Regions from separate parts of the Homo sapiens genome. Here region 1 is linked to region 2. Evidence: chromatin contacts called from ENCODE Hi-C or POLR2A ChIA-PET data. All regions are on one chromosome and are shown on one strand. Each heading gives the region's core, a stretch centred on a gene start or an enhancer-like site at or near the end of the contact. The rest is flanking DNA. Distances are from core to core; before and after follow the strand shown. Region 1 has its middle 31 kb from the start of LINC01247. Region 2 overlaps LOC105373401 (a long non-coding RNA gene).

Region 1 (6,813 bases), core at 3,059-5,558, 36 kb after region 2:
CATTTTAGTTGTTCCAATTGTCTATTAATCAAACTTTCGATTCTTGCTTACTTTTTAAGTAAAATTTTTCTACAGAAAATCCATATGCCAACAGCCTTATACACACATACTGTTCATCCAGGTTATTTATATTCAGCTAACAGATAGAGAGTACCTTCTATGAACTAAGTACCGTGACAAGTGCTTTATAGGCATCAGTATGAGGACTCACCAATGAGACCTCATTTTGCAACAAATAAAAAAAAATGAAGATGAACGTGCCTCACGAAATCTTAGTTCATTGTGATACCCCCTTATTCATACACATGAGGCTTAGATCATAACAATACATGTTGGTCTGTGTTTTTACTAGTCTCAGAAATACCTTCTTCCATTGCAGAATCCTACAGTTCTCTTCTATTTGCAGTCCTCTCCCTTTGCCATAACAACTGCCAGCACATGTGGTTGCCATGGCAAGCAGAGGAGGCATTATTAAGAAAGATAAGAGCTAAGACCTTACCTTATAATTCAACCTTGGTAGTTTATTTTTTCTCTTGAGTTCTTCATATTTTATGACCTACTTCATTTGCCCGTGAATTCCAAATGGTTTCCAGATGCATCTGGACTTTATCAGATATCTGGGCAACAAAGGTACTCTTTGGCTCTTTCCTGGTATTCAGCAGCAATAGAGAAAACAAGCACCAATACTACAGAATCTCTAGGCCAATTAAGAAAATGGGATGTAAAATTATTCTAAGACAAAAGAGCTAGACTGGCTCTCTAAAAGGTTAGAAAAGAGTTTAATAATATAAAAACAAATAAGAAAACTACATGTATTAATAAAGATTTAACTCCAGATTCAAATAAGGAATTCCAAATTGCTCCCCAAATTCCAATGAAAAGCACTCTGACCATTTGAATATGTCAGTTGTCAGCTCTCTTAATGAAATAAAATAGCAACCATACAACAAGGCTGGTACTGTAGCATCCGCCTTACTGGTAAGAAAACTCCAGTTCAGAATAATCAAATTCCTTGCCCAAGATTGTCCCAGGTAACAAACAACAGACACAGCTCTTTTGACCTTGAGTCTGGCACACTTTACAGCATTTTATGCTGCCTCAGCAGTATTTTTCTTCATAGATTAATTATTTCCATTTGGTACAAGGTGGTCTTTTCCCAGTTTGAGTGGCATGAACAATATTTTCTGTTGCAAAACCATCCCTGGGGATGCTTCCTCAATGTGGAGCTGTGATATTGCACTCCCCATCCAAGCCCCTCTGAGTGCAGCCAGAAGGCACCCTTAGCCTTGCACACTTCGCTGAAAGTGAGAAGTTGTTCTTAGGCTTGCTGCACATCATAAACACCTGTGAAGGTCTAAAAATGGCAACTTCTTAGCCCTAACCGCTGAGATTAAAATTTAATTGGTCCAGAGTGTAACTTGGGCCTCAGGCGCCCTAAAAGCTCCCCAGGTAATTTTATTATGAGGCAAAGTTATAGAACCACAGATCTAAAACTTTAAAGGCACCTTAGGTTCTGTAATAGGTACCTTTATACTGAGCAATGCATTAGAATCACTTGGACAGACAGTAAAATACGTATTTCCAGGTCCCATCCTGGAAATACAGGGGTAGGAATCATGGGTAGAAATCCCATGATTCTGACGTAGTCAACAGTTGGCATTTTGCAAACTGCTGATTTTGGACGCCTAAAACATGGACAGATTAGAGAAATGGACTATTGCAAACTTTGGGAATCACCGGAATCCTCTTTTAACTACCAGAGCCTCTAAGGAGGCTTATTTCTGAAACTTAGTACCAATTATACATCCTTCAGTCATCACGATTTAGCAACTCTTACAGAAAGAGAACAGAAAAGAAGAAGATGAGTCCAGGCTCAGACAGGTGCACAGAGTCGGTGCTGGGGAGGTGAGGGGGCACCTGATGGCTTTTGTTTTTCTAACGAAATGAGAGGCAATGCCATCTGTGGGCAGCATGTGAGGGGAGTGGTGCAGAGGGGAATTATGGGTGATGAGCTTGAATAGAAAAACAAAGGTCTAAAATAGTTAGTGCAGAGAGTGGGATAATGAGCTTAGTAGAGGAAAACCGGTAGGATTTCTTAGAATTTTTGAGTGAGAATTGAAATTCTTAATTATGAATGTATGAAGATGATATTATACTCTTTTGTCTTTTTCTAAACATTCTATACTGGTGTTCACCTTCACAGATAAAGGCATGAAGACTATATGTGAATCTAACCAAGATTAGTGTTTTGAAAAACAAATGGAAGGAAACAGCAAGCATGCAAGAGAAATGACGGTCTTTCTAAAGGGAAAGTTATTTTCAAAAGATGTAGTAGATTGAACTATTGCTTCTTCATATTCACTCTGCTTTCTTGTAAAAGAATTATATACAGTTGCACCATGCACGGGATTTGTAGTGTCTCCCATTGGAGAAGTATGTATCCTCACCCAGATGACATCAAGCTTGTTTGTGTGACTTGCTTTGGCCAATGGCATGTAAATGAATGTGGCATGTATCACATCTAAGCCAAAGCATTGAGAGTCGTGTTTTGCCAGCCATATCATTTGCTTTTCCACCCTTTGGGAAACGGTTGAGTTTCTACTCACACTGCCTCTGATCCTTTAAGCCAGAAGATCAAAGCTATCTTCATCCAACGTGGAGTAGCTGATAAGGCAAGCTACAGTTGGCCCAGCACTGTTTGGGGTAATAAACGTGAACCTTCTGATTTGCTTTGGGGCTATTGTTATTTCAACTTTGTTTCCACTTACCCAAAACTTCTTATTCCATTAGCCCATCCTAACTCAGTCTTTTACCCTTTGGACTTGATGTTAGTATTTTGTACCTTGCTGCTTGAGCTTGACTCTCGGCTCCAATGAATGCCTCAGGGACTTTTCTGGAAATTTTCCTGGCCTTCTCTTCTTCCAACCTGTCCAGCTATTCCTGCACTGTCTGGACCCACAAGCTCAGAGAAAGGGCAGATTTGAACAGTTCCTGTTCTGAGGAATGCTCAAGGGGGACTGATTGTTCCTGATTGCAAAGGCTACGTAGTAGGTTGTGCCTCCTCCTCAATTTAACTAGACACAGAAGATGATACTCAGGGCCCTTAAGGAGGTCATTCCAATCTGGAGAAGCTGGTTCTAATGAGATCCAGTAGCCAAGAAAGAAACTTGTATCAGCCAATTCAAGTGGCTTCTGCCACAAACGTAGCATAGATTTTCCTTGAAAATCTAGGTGCATTGTTTTCTAAAGGTCTTCTTTTGAGCTCAAGACATTCAGGCTGTACTATTATGCATATAGCTTAGAAATATGATTTTAAAATAAATTAAAGCCTAAATATTGTTGGAGATATGAGAAGTGTTGCAGACTGAGTTGTTATAAAAGATGTTGCAAACAAATTGTATCCTTTGAAGTCCTAACCCCTGATGCGACAGTGTTTGCAGATGGGACCTTGGGGAAATAAGTAGGTTTAGATGAGGTCCTGGGCTCTGGTCCAATGGAAGAAACACCTGAACATTTTCTCTGTGTGTGTGTGTGTGTGTGTGTGTGTGCCTGCATGCACCAAGGATGTCACAAAAAGGTGCCCATCTACAAAACAAGAAGGAGGCCCTGACAGAGAACAAATTGGCTAGCAACTCGATCTTGAATTTCCCAGCCTCTGGAAGTGTGAGAAATAAATTTCTGTTGTTTAAGCCACCCATTGTATAGTATTTTGGTATGGTGACCCAAGCCGACTAACACAAAAGGTAAAAAGAAAAAAATATGTTTTCTATGACAAATCTGACTCAATTTTCAATATTCCCACTTACTAGAATTTTGTGAAAATCTTTTGGTTTACAATATTTCCTATTTAGGAAACAGTATACCTAAGCTCAGTCATATTTTACTGCCTTCATTCATCACCTGTTCTTAATGAAAAAGAAATTTAAGTAAGTGAATGATGAGATGGATCAAATTATTCTCTAGAGCTCTAGAGGGTGTTTCATGCTCCCTAGATGGTTTATAAATTCTTGAACATTTGTATACAAATTGATCAAACATGCAAATCAGTAATCTGGGACTGAAAAGACAGAAATGATCTTGGAAATTGCATTTAGGAAAAAAAATTACAGTATCGTGTTGGTAGACACAAAAGAACTTTGATGAAAGCAGCTGTTAAATTGTTAATTTAACAAAAAGATGGAGCTGATGATTCAAAAATGATCAACTAGGTTGCAGATATTCTGCACTCTGAATAGCATAGGCTGCACAGCATTCAACCCTCTCCTCTGCTGTAATTTGAGGCTGCATTCTATCTGCATTAGCAGAACTGTTAATAAATCACATGAGCAAGAAATGAGGAACTGAAAATCTGCAGGTGTTTGATAATGCCTCAAATATCTTCACCACATGTTTCAGAGGAGTCATGTGAGTTCAGAAACATGACTTGGTGATTACTCACTGTATTGCTCTGGCTGCAGTCTAGCTAACTTCTACGGGATACATTTAAATACAGGTTAGGGTCACTATGATGTTTTCTCCCGTCTAGCCCTCAGGACTGGCTTCGATCCTTTGTGTACAGTAGATATCGGTACCCATTGGTCAACTCATGGTTCCTTTGCCATGGAACATTTTTTTCCTTGACAAATCCAGATTTGTTCTCATTCTGTCCCTCTCTCTCTATCCCACCTCTCTCTCTCTCTCTCTCTCACACACACACACACACACACAAAGATATTTTAACTGTGAATAGAACAGTAAAAGAGAAAAGTTGTGCTTACGTAGTCTCTAGGTTTGATATAAGCGTTATTATCCAAAGGACGATTCTTAGTGTTATAATTGAGAAAGTATGAGCTGAAGTCTGTAACTAAAACATGAACTCAAGGTTTGGCATCTACTAGTAACTGATTGGACACCAAAAATTAAAGGACTTACCAGAACCAGTCTTATAAGGCAGGTATTGTTCTCTATAAGAAATCTGCAGGACAGGGGATGTGACAGCCTTTGAGATGTAAGTCTCAAATTCTGGGAGCCTTTGACATGGCGTCTGATGCATCTTGATATCCTAGAAACAAAGCCTTTAAAAGGGCAGAGGTGAGCTGATCATCAAGCACATGTGATCTGACGTTCAGGACAATATTCTTTATTCTAATTCAAATCAACTCCTTGATTTTATTTTTCTTTCCTTCTTAAATGCTTTTCTTTCTCAAATCAATTTTTAAATAGAGAAAATTCAACCTTGTTCTATAAGTATGTTTCCCAGGTGTGTTTTATTTAATTCTGTGCAAAAGATCAAGGGAAGAAAGAACCCTTGATACTCTCCTGAAAATATAAATATACACTCATTAGCACTTTTGACAAGATGGTTCATACAGTGCTTTCAGCCCAATAAGGAGACATCATTGTAACAGTAGCACAGGGCTCTCCCTGCATTTGTGTAGAAAGGACAATAGCCAAGTAATTAGTTTTAAGAGAAGACTCAAGATTCCACTTGTCCACAGATATTCCCACCAAAAAGTAGGACTTGGCCCAAAACTTTACTCTTAGAAAAAAAAAATATTCTGAGTTACAATAGATTCAGTTAGGAAAAAGTTATTGGCAGAGAACCCTCTGAATTACCTGGAGGTGGAAGGAGGAACCCCCATTCTTACCCCACTAGTCCAGTTTTTCCAACAGAACACATGTATAGACCTCTGCAAGTATTCTCAAGTATATCTGATTCAACTAGCCATTTTCCTGGTGGCATGACATTTATGAAACAGCAGGTGAAAGGCAAACATACACAACTCCAAGAATACCTCATCAGGCAGAGTGATGACTGTGAAGAAGTGAGTAGAGGCCCAGGATTCAGGGGAAATTTTCTTAAGAACAAAATCCAGGCCCTATCACCTACTCTTGTACACTTATCTTCCTAAGCCTCAATTTCGTCATTTGTGTAATGAGAATAAGAATCGCCTTTACCTTACAAAGTGGTTGTGAGAATTAGATCACACATGTCAAGTGCGTATTGCAAAATAAATATCCATCCAAATATTCTCTATGTCTGTCTGTCTGTCTGTCTATCACTATCTATCTGTCTATCTATCTATCTGTCTATCTATCTATCTATCTGTCTATCTATCTATCTATCTATCTATCTATCTATCTATCTATCTATCTATAGTATTTAGGTCTCCCGTAAACAAATGCAAGAATAAGATAGTGACAATCTAGCCTTAAAAAGCAAGGGTTTTATTGAAATCAAAATCATTTTGATTTAACTGAATTATATGACTTTAAAAGTAGCCATATATACATTGGTAGTATTACTAGCATCACTAGAAGAATTACATAAAAATGATAGCAATGATAGTTCCATTTATTTTAGCTACACATATTGCCTCAGATTATTAGATCCAATTTTGAATTCTGTTTACTAAGATATATTTAACAGGTATCTTCATATCTTCATATCTATCTATCTATTACCTGTCTATCTATTTATCTATCTATCTACACACACACATATAGTTATAGATGAATGCTCAGAGAAGAGCAATCTGGATAATTACATTTAAAAGCTAAAAATGAAGAAACTTGCATTAAGGAGAATGGTATAGAAAAAAAATACTCAGAAGCACAATATAATTATCTTCAAATATTTGTTAGACTGACACGAGAAAATGCTTAGGAAAACTGTGAAGGGCTTTATGGAGTAAACAATCTGTTAGAAGCTGAGGAAAGCAGAAATAATCACAAAATTTGAGAACATTTCTAATATTTGGAAATATTCAAGATAATACAAGATGTCTTGCAAAATATGAAACCTGTTTATTCAATAAAAACTTACTAGTTGCA
Region 2 (6,161 bases), core at 1,555-4,054:
ACAAAGACACCTGCATGCATATGTTTATTGCAACACTGTTCACAATAGCAAAGACATGGGATCAACTTAAATAGTTCATTTTTGAGGTGGAGTTGCGAGTTACTACTTTTTAAAATCTCTTCTTTCCCTTTTCCCTCATTTTCTTTTTCTCCCCAGTAGCATAGTTGATGCATAGTTTTTTGGTGTTTTTTTGTTTTTTGTTGTTTTGTTTTTTTTTTATTTGAGATAGAGTCTTGCTCTGTCGTCCAGGCTAGAGTGCAGTGGCCAATTTTGGCTCACTTCAACCTCCGCCTCCAAGGTTCAAACAATTCTTCTGCCTCAGCCTCCCGAGTAGCTGGGATTACAGGCACCCACCACAGCGCCTGGCTAATTTTTGTATTTTTATTATTTATTTATTTATTTATTTATTTATTTATTTATTTTGAGATGGAATCTTTCTCTGTCGCCTAGGCTGAAGTGCAGTGGCCGGATCTCGGCTCACTGCAACCTCCGCCTCCCAGGTTCAAGCCATTCTCCTGCCTCAGCCTCCTGAGTAGCTGGGATTACAGGCACTTGCCACAATGCCCGGCTAATGTTTTTGTATTTTTAGTAGAGATGGGGTGTCACCATATTGGCCGGGCTGGTCTTGAACTTCTGACCTCAAGTGATCTGCCCACCTTGGTCTCCCAAAGTGCTGGGATTACAGGCGTGAGCCACCTTGCCCGGACATTTTTGTATTTTTAGTAGAGATGGGGTTTCACCATGTTGGCCAGGCTGGTCTTGAATTCCTGACCTCATAATCCACCCGCCTCGGCCTCCCAAAGTGCTGGATTACAGGCATGAGCCACCATGGCCGGCCATATAGTTATTTTTTTTAATAGCCACTTAACACAAAGAAACCACCTCTTATACCATATTAAAAGAAGACAATGAGTAGAAAACAACAAAAGCCTTGTTGAGAAACACGTGCTGTACAGTCAGGTAGATTTGCTCCTTTTACTAGCAAAGGGAGTAAATTTCAAAATAGAATGTGCAAGGTCTTCAAGCGAGAAGAAAAGAATATCTATGCATGTTTATTTTCATTTAGCAAATTAGAAAACAAATTGAGCTTTACTGGCATTTCATGTACAGATTGACAAAAGAGTATGTAGAAAAAGAATGAATAAATGTACAGTTTGGAATGTACATTTTTTCTTTTTCTCTAACTACTTGAGTTGAATAATCAAGAATGGCTGGAGGCCCTTCGTGATGCTGCCTGCCTGTGATCCCATGCTTTGGGAGGACAAGGAAGGAGGATTGTTTAAGACCAGGAGTTCAAGACCAGCTTGGGCAACAGAGCAAAAGGGCACAGTTGGAGCTGAGTGCTTACGCCACTCACAAACGTTGTAAATCCTGAGAATTGCTTTTGAGAGAAAAATAATTGTGTTTTATTCCTCATCATTCCCAAATGCATAACACAATGGCTGGTGCATTTCACCTGTTCAATCAATAAATGTGACTTATTGTTATTTTACCATGATTAGCGATGAACTATGCTATGTGCCTATTTTTTTACTTAAACCTCAGAATATTTCTGCCAAGTTATGCAATAGTATCCTGTTTTAAAGACAGAAACCAAGGGGCAGGGAGAACATACGATTTCTTCAAAGTCATGTGGCCTCTCAGCTCTAAAATTGAAGCTGAAATCTGTCCATTCAGCATGAGGTCTCCTGGTTTCTGTTCTTATCTAAATGGAACCGGAGAAGGGAAGGTCCTACCTTAGGGGAACTGAGGAATGAGGTGAGAGGGGCACAGATGTGGGCTACCTGGGGACCTTCCAAACCTCCCTGACCTTCATAAGATTGTTCTCAGGATTAAATAATAATGATTAATTTAAACAAGCATGTATTATCGCTTTTGGCCACTTACCACATGAACTGACCTATCGCTATCGGTCTTAACTTGGAACAGAGACAGCATAGAATTCAGAGACACAGACCTGGGTGAGGGCTAACTCTCTGCCCTTAACTAGCGTGGAAATACAGGTCTCCCTTTTTTCATACGTCACTAGGGGATGCTCACATTTATTTTATTGAACATTTAAGATACTTCAAAATGGTGCAAGTTCCTCATACACAGTAAATTCCTGATAAATGAAGTAGCTATTATACCACACTATTTCACTTTTTTCATGTTTCTAAGTTAAAAAATGTTCTCACCTCAGCTATAATTTTTAAAGTTTGAATCATGGAAACAGGTGAGTTATCTTATGAAAGCCAGAAACCATGTCCTAGGCAAGAATGGCCATGGCTCTTATTCAGTGTCCCTTTTTAAATGCCTTCTAACCGGATCATAGACCCAAAGGGGACCTTGGGGACCCCTGCTCCTTCTCACATCTCAGTTACAGGAAATAAGGCCAAAGGGTTTGTATTACCAGCCCAGAGTCACTCAGTGAGCTCTTGTCAGTGTCAGGACTTAACCCAGATCACTGGGCTCTTTCTTCAGATGTCTCTCCTCTGCCACCTTGACCCATCTCACCTGCCTGGTTCCTGACCCTGGATTTCATCACCTGGGTCTTTGTTCCCTGGCCACTCCTCCTCAGACTCTAGACTTTCACGGAGTCTAAGCAAAAAGACATTCATACAGTGTTGTCACCCGGGCCTTGGTTGCATCCTCTGTTTGTGGCTCCTTGTGGTGCCTCCTGACCAGTTTCCTTGTGCCTTTGCTTTATCTCTTCTGTGTTTACTTGGATTGCCAGAATGTGCAAGTCAGGAGTTCTAAGAAACAAAGTGTGTCCCCAAACCAGTCCATATAGGGTGTATTGTGGGCTACCTAAGAAACTTTTAGCATTTGGGTGGTTTCAGACATGCATATGCAAAATGCTCACAAAGACATGCAACTCACACAGCCACATGCATACAGGTGTGCCTGTACACAAAGCAAATTCTCATATGTGCATGCACACACATGGGCACACACATGTGCACGCGCTAGCACACACACACAGCTTCCAAACCGTGTCATCCATTTCGCATTGTGGCTCTGAGTGATTGGTTTGATAAAACAAAAAATACGTGGGGCCTATGTCTCGTCTGTAGACTACCTATGAGATGCAATTTCTCTGAGATTTTCAAACCGTCTGGCATCTGCAGACTTCAAAACCACTTATAGATATTATAAAACCAGCTCTGATTGTATCTTGATGATTGCTGACATTTAGTGTCTGTCAGCCTGGGGGAGGAAAAAAAAGAAAGAAAAGAAAAAAAGCTTTGCCCCACTAGGATTTCTCCAGCTGGGGCAGCTGAGGCTGTGGCTGTCAGGGGAGGCCCGTGGGACTGTCTGCTGCAATGCTCCAGTGAGTCCTTTCTGCAGCCCAGCATCTTTGGGGCCACAGAGCTCTCATTTCCCCCTCGACCACATTGGTTCTGTGTCCTTTCACACCTGACCCCTTTGACTGACAAACTGGAACAGTACCTGGGAACAAAAGGCAGTTATATAAAATCTAAAGCAGCATATTAATATTTCATTAGCAATTCTTTTCTCTCTGAGGCTGACTGACAGCTCCATCAAGATAGTGGCAAAGCTGATTTTAATTATTTTTTTTTCAACCTGCATCGCTACTCTCACTGCCTCTTCCTGCTGTAAATCAGTCAGAATGTTTTCCTTCATTATTACCACAAGCGCTCAGCAGTCTCTAATTACTCTAAAGAATTTCTTATCTTTTATTTCTAAAGCTGAGATTTTGAAGAGAAGGAGAACGAGGGAGAGAGCCATAATTAACTTTGCAGCTGTTGGTAGTCTGCCCAAGTCTAGAACCGCGGCTATCCCCCCTCCTGTCTGCTCGGCTGTTAGGGGAGACTGGGTGCAGTAATGATAGCATGCTCTTCAAAGCAGGGAGAGCCGTGTATCCAGCACACTCCCTTTGGAAATGCTCTTCAGAATGCATTTTTAATACCGAGATGATTAAAGAGCACACTCAGGAAGGCTTGGCCCACACGTGCCTAAGTGCACAGGGCTTGCATCCCTGGGAGGAGCAGTCCCGGCTGCAGGAGCCTCTGTGTACACCCAGCAGGGCGCTCCCCATCCCCAGCTAGCAGCCTGGAGACATGGCTAGGTGAGCCTCTTGCCAGAAGAAATCAGGAAGCATATTATGTAGCTTTCTGCTGGGCAGATTGTGAGACTAGGTCTCCTCCCTGGGAAACGGGTCCCATCTCCTCATGAGTGCCAAGCACAGAAAGGAGAGGGACCGTTTCAGATGACTGATGAAATATATATAATCTAACCACCCTGGAGGCATATAGCCTTGTCATTAGATATGAAAAGCTTCCTTCAGGGGATTGCATTGGCTTCCTGGTATTATGACTTACAAGGAGAGCAAGATGCAAATTGAGAGTTTTCATGATAATCGGTCTTTTCTATATTTCTCCTGCATTGAATCTCTCTCTGGCCGTCTCTTTGAGTTTTATTGTGTTGACGAATCTCAAACTGATTATTCCTTGGAAATAAGGAAATAAACAGAAACGAAGATAGGGCACACAGCATATATCTTATAAAAATATGACTTAGAGCCAGAACGCAGAGAACGTTGAGTTTTGTATTGTCTTGCGGGTGACACACTCCCAGCTGGGCAGCAGGGGTCTGTGTAAATGGAAGAGATGAGGAAAACTCTGAAATTAAGCCACGAGTTCATTCCTGAGCAGCTGTGCTATGAAATGGTTCAACACTAGCGGCCCTCTCACAGGCTAATGGGCACCTCCCTTCTGATGGGGGAGACCACCTGCACTAATGAGCCCGCGATTATGCAGCTCCTTGGATGGCTCCTATGGGCATTCCTTGTGGACAGGAGCCCCAGCTCTGATGAACGACCTGCTGAGGATTTATGATGTGGAAGGCCTCCCATCAGGGACTAGCCAAAGCCCCTCCAACTCATTCAAATCTTGATTATCAAGGGTTCAAAATGCAGTTTGTAAAGATGAGAGGCCACCTCCATCTCTCTGGTTTTCTGCTGAGCGCTTTGAGTGGGGAATCTCATGGACATGGGCTCACAGTGACACTGGGCAGGCAAGAGCAACACCTCACAGCGTGCATGTCAAGGGACACAGACATCACACATACTCAGGGGCCTTTCTGGGGGCCTCAGCTGAGAGCTGATCAAGGCTCAAGGAGCAGAGACTGTGGGAAACTGAAGTATTAAGGAGTGGGAGCTCAGAGTGCCTCGCTGCGGCACTAACCAGGCTAATGTCCTTGCAGAAAGCCCCTGGCCGCCCTCCTCCCCACTCATTCAACAAATGAGCATGATGCTCACTGCCCCGCCAATCTCACGTGATACTCCGGGAGAGAATTGAGGCAAATGCACCGGGATCTGAGAAAGGAGCAGTAACGATAAGCATCTTGTGTTTTATTTAAAGTGGAGAGTTATGTCCACTTGCATAAGTGCAACGTTTGGTCTGAATTTGCACCTGGGCTAAGGCGAGCTTGCTGCCAATAAGGCTCACTCACCCTCTGAACCAATCACCTTCTCTATTTAGAGGAAAATATATAGTTGCCATTATTCATTCCGTAGTCCACTGAATTCTTATTTAAAGAGGATCTTGTGTCTTTACTGTGGTATGATTCCTCCAAAAATCAGTTTTGATTTGGTATATAATATAGAAATACAAATTTCTCCCTCCCTACTGAATGAAGCGTCATGCCTGTAGAATCTCCATGAACCCATGAGGCCATGGCGGTTGTAAAAAACGAGATAAATGAAAGGTCTGATCTGTTGGGGAGATGCTCTCTCTCGCTCTCCCCTGTGATGTGATTTAAAGCAGTAGGCAGTGAACCAAGCATTAACAAGGCTGATGAGTCAGCACGGCCAAGGGCAAGGGCGCTGCTCTGGTTTCTCCACCTGTAAAGTGAGATTGATAATCTCTTGCCACCATTACTCCTAGGAGGATGTGTGAGGATGAAGGGACCAGTATCTGCTGAGAGCTTTGTCCTATTCCAAGAGCATAAGCAACAATGTCTACTGGTCCAGTAGCTATAAATTAATATCAAGTACACAATAATAGTGACAATAATAATAGGAGTAGCTTTGCCCTGCACAGCACTGTGTGGTTTCAAGAGCAACTATGCACATATTACATATCTGCATTTTAACATAAAACAGCCCCATTTACAGACAAAGGAATTAAGGTGGACAGGATTAAGTCATTTCTAAG

The links. A loop is a pair of places that touch in the nucleus more often than their neighbours do. ChIA-PET counts read pairs that join two places held with the same protein, here RNA polymerase II (POLR2A). Pooled maps may share reads with other maps.
Region 1: a map of GM12878 shows a loop between it and region 2 (2.6-fold over the local background). The contact joins two enhancer-like sites. A Hi-C loop is called at or near these places in 2 of 168 maps with a recorded cell type or tissue (GM12878 and OCI-LY7), 26 of 37 single-sample maps with no recorded cell type and 8 of 50 pooled maps. POLR2A ChIA-PET finds 5 or more read pairs at or near these places in 3 of 52 experiments (GM12878, H1 and OCI-LY7).

The regions. Positions count from the first base shown.
Region 1 is chr2:6,341,368-6,348,180 of GRCh38, forward strand. No RefSeq gene overlaps it. Among named protein-coding and RNA genes, the nearest start is that of LINC01247, 31 kb to the right of the region's middle. RefSeq lists enhancers at 4,303-4,352, 4,833-4,882. Within about 2 kb of position 4,309, at least 2 of the 41 ENCODE cell types and tissues checked have a DNase peak (open chromatin) inside an H3K27ac peak, as active enhancers do; they include GM12878 and OCI-LY7, where a contact is called at or near this core.
Region 2 is chr2:6,306,776-6,312,936 of GRCh38, forward strand. The region is part of intron 1 of LOC105373401 (a long non-coding RNA gene); the gene reads right to left. Among named protein-coding and RNA genes, the nearest start is that of LINC01247, 66 kb to the right of the region's middle. Within about 2 kb of position 2,805, at least 2 of the 41 ENCODE cell types and tissues checked have a DNase peak (open chromatin) inside an H3K27ac peak, as active enhancers do; they include GM12878 and OCI-LY7, where a contact is called at or near this core.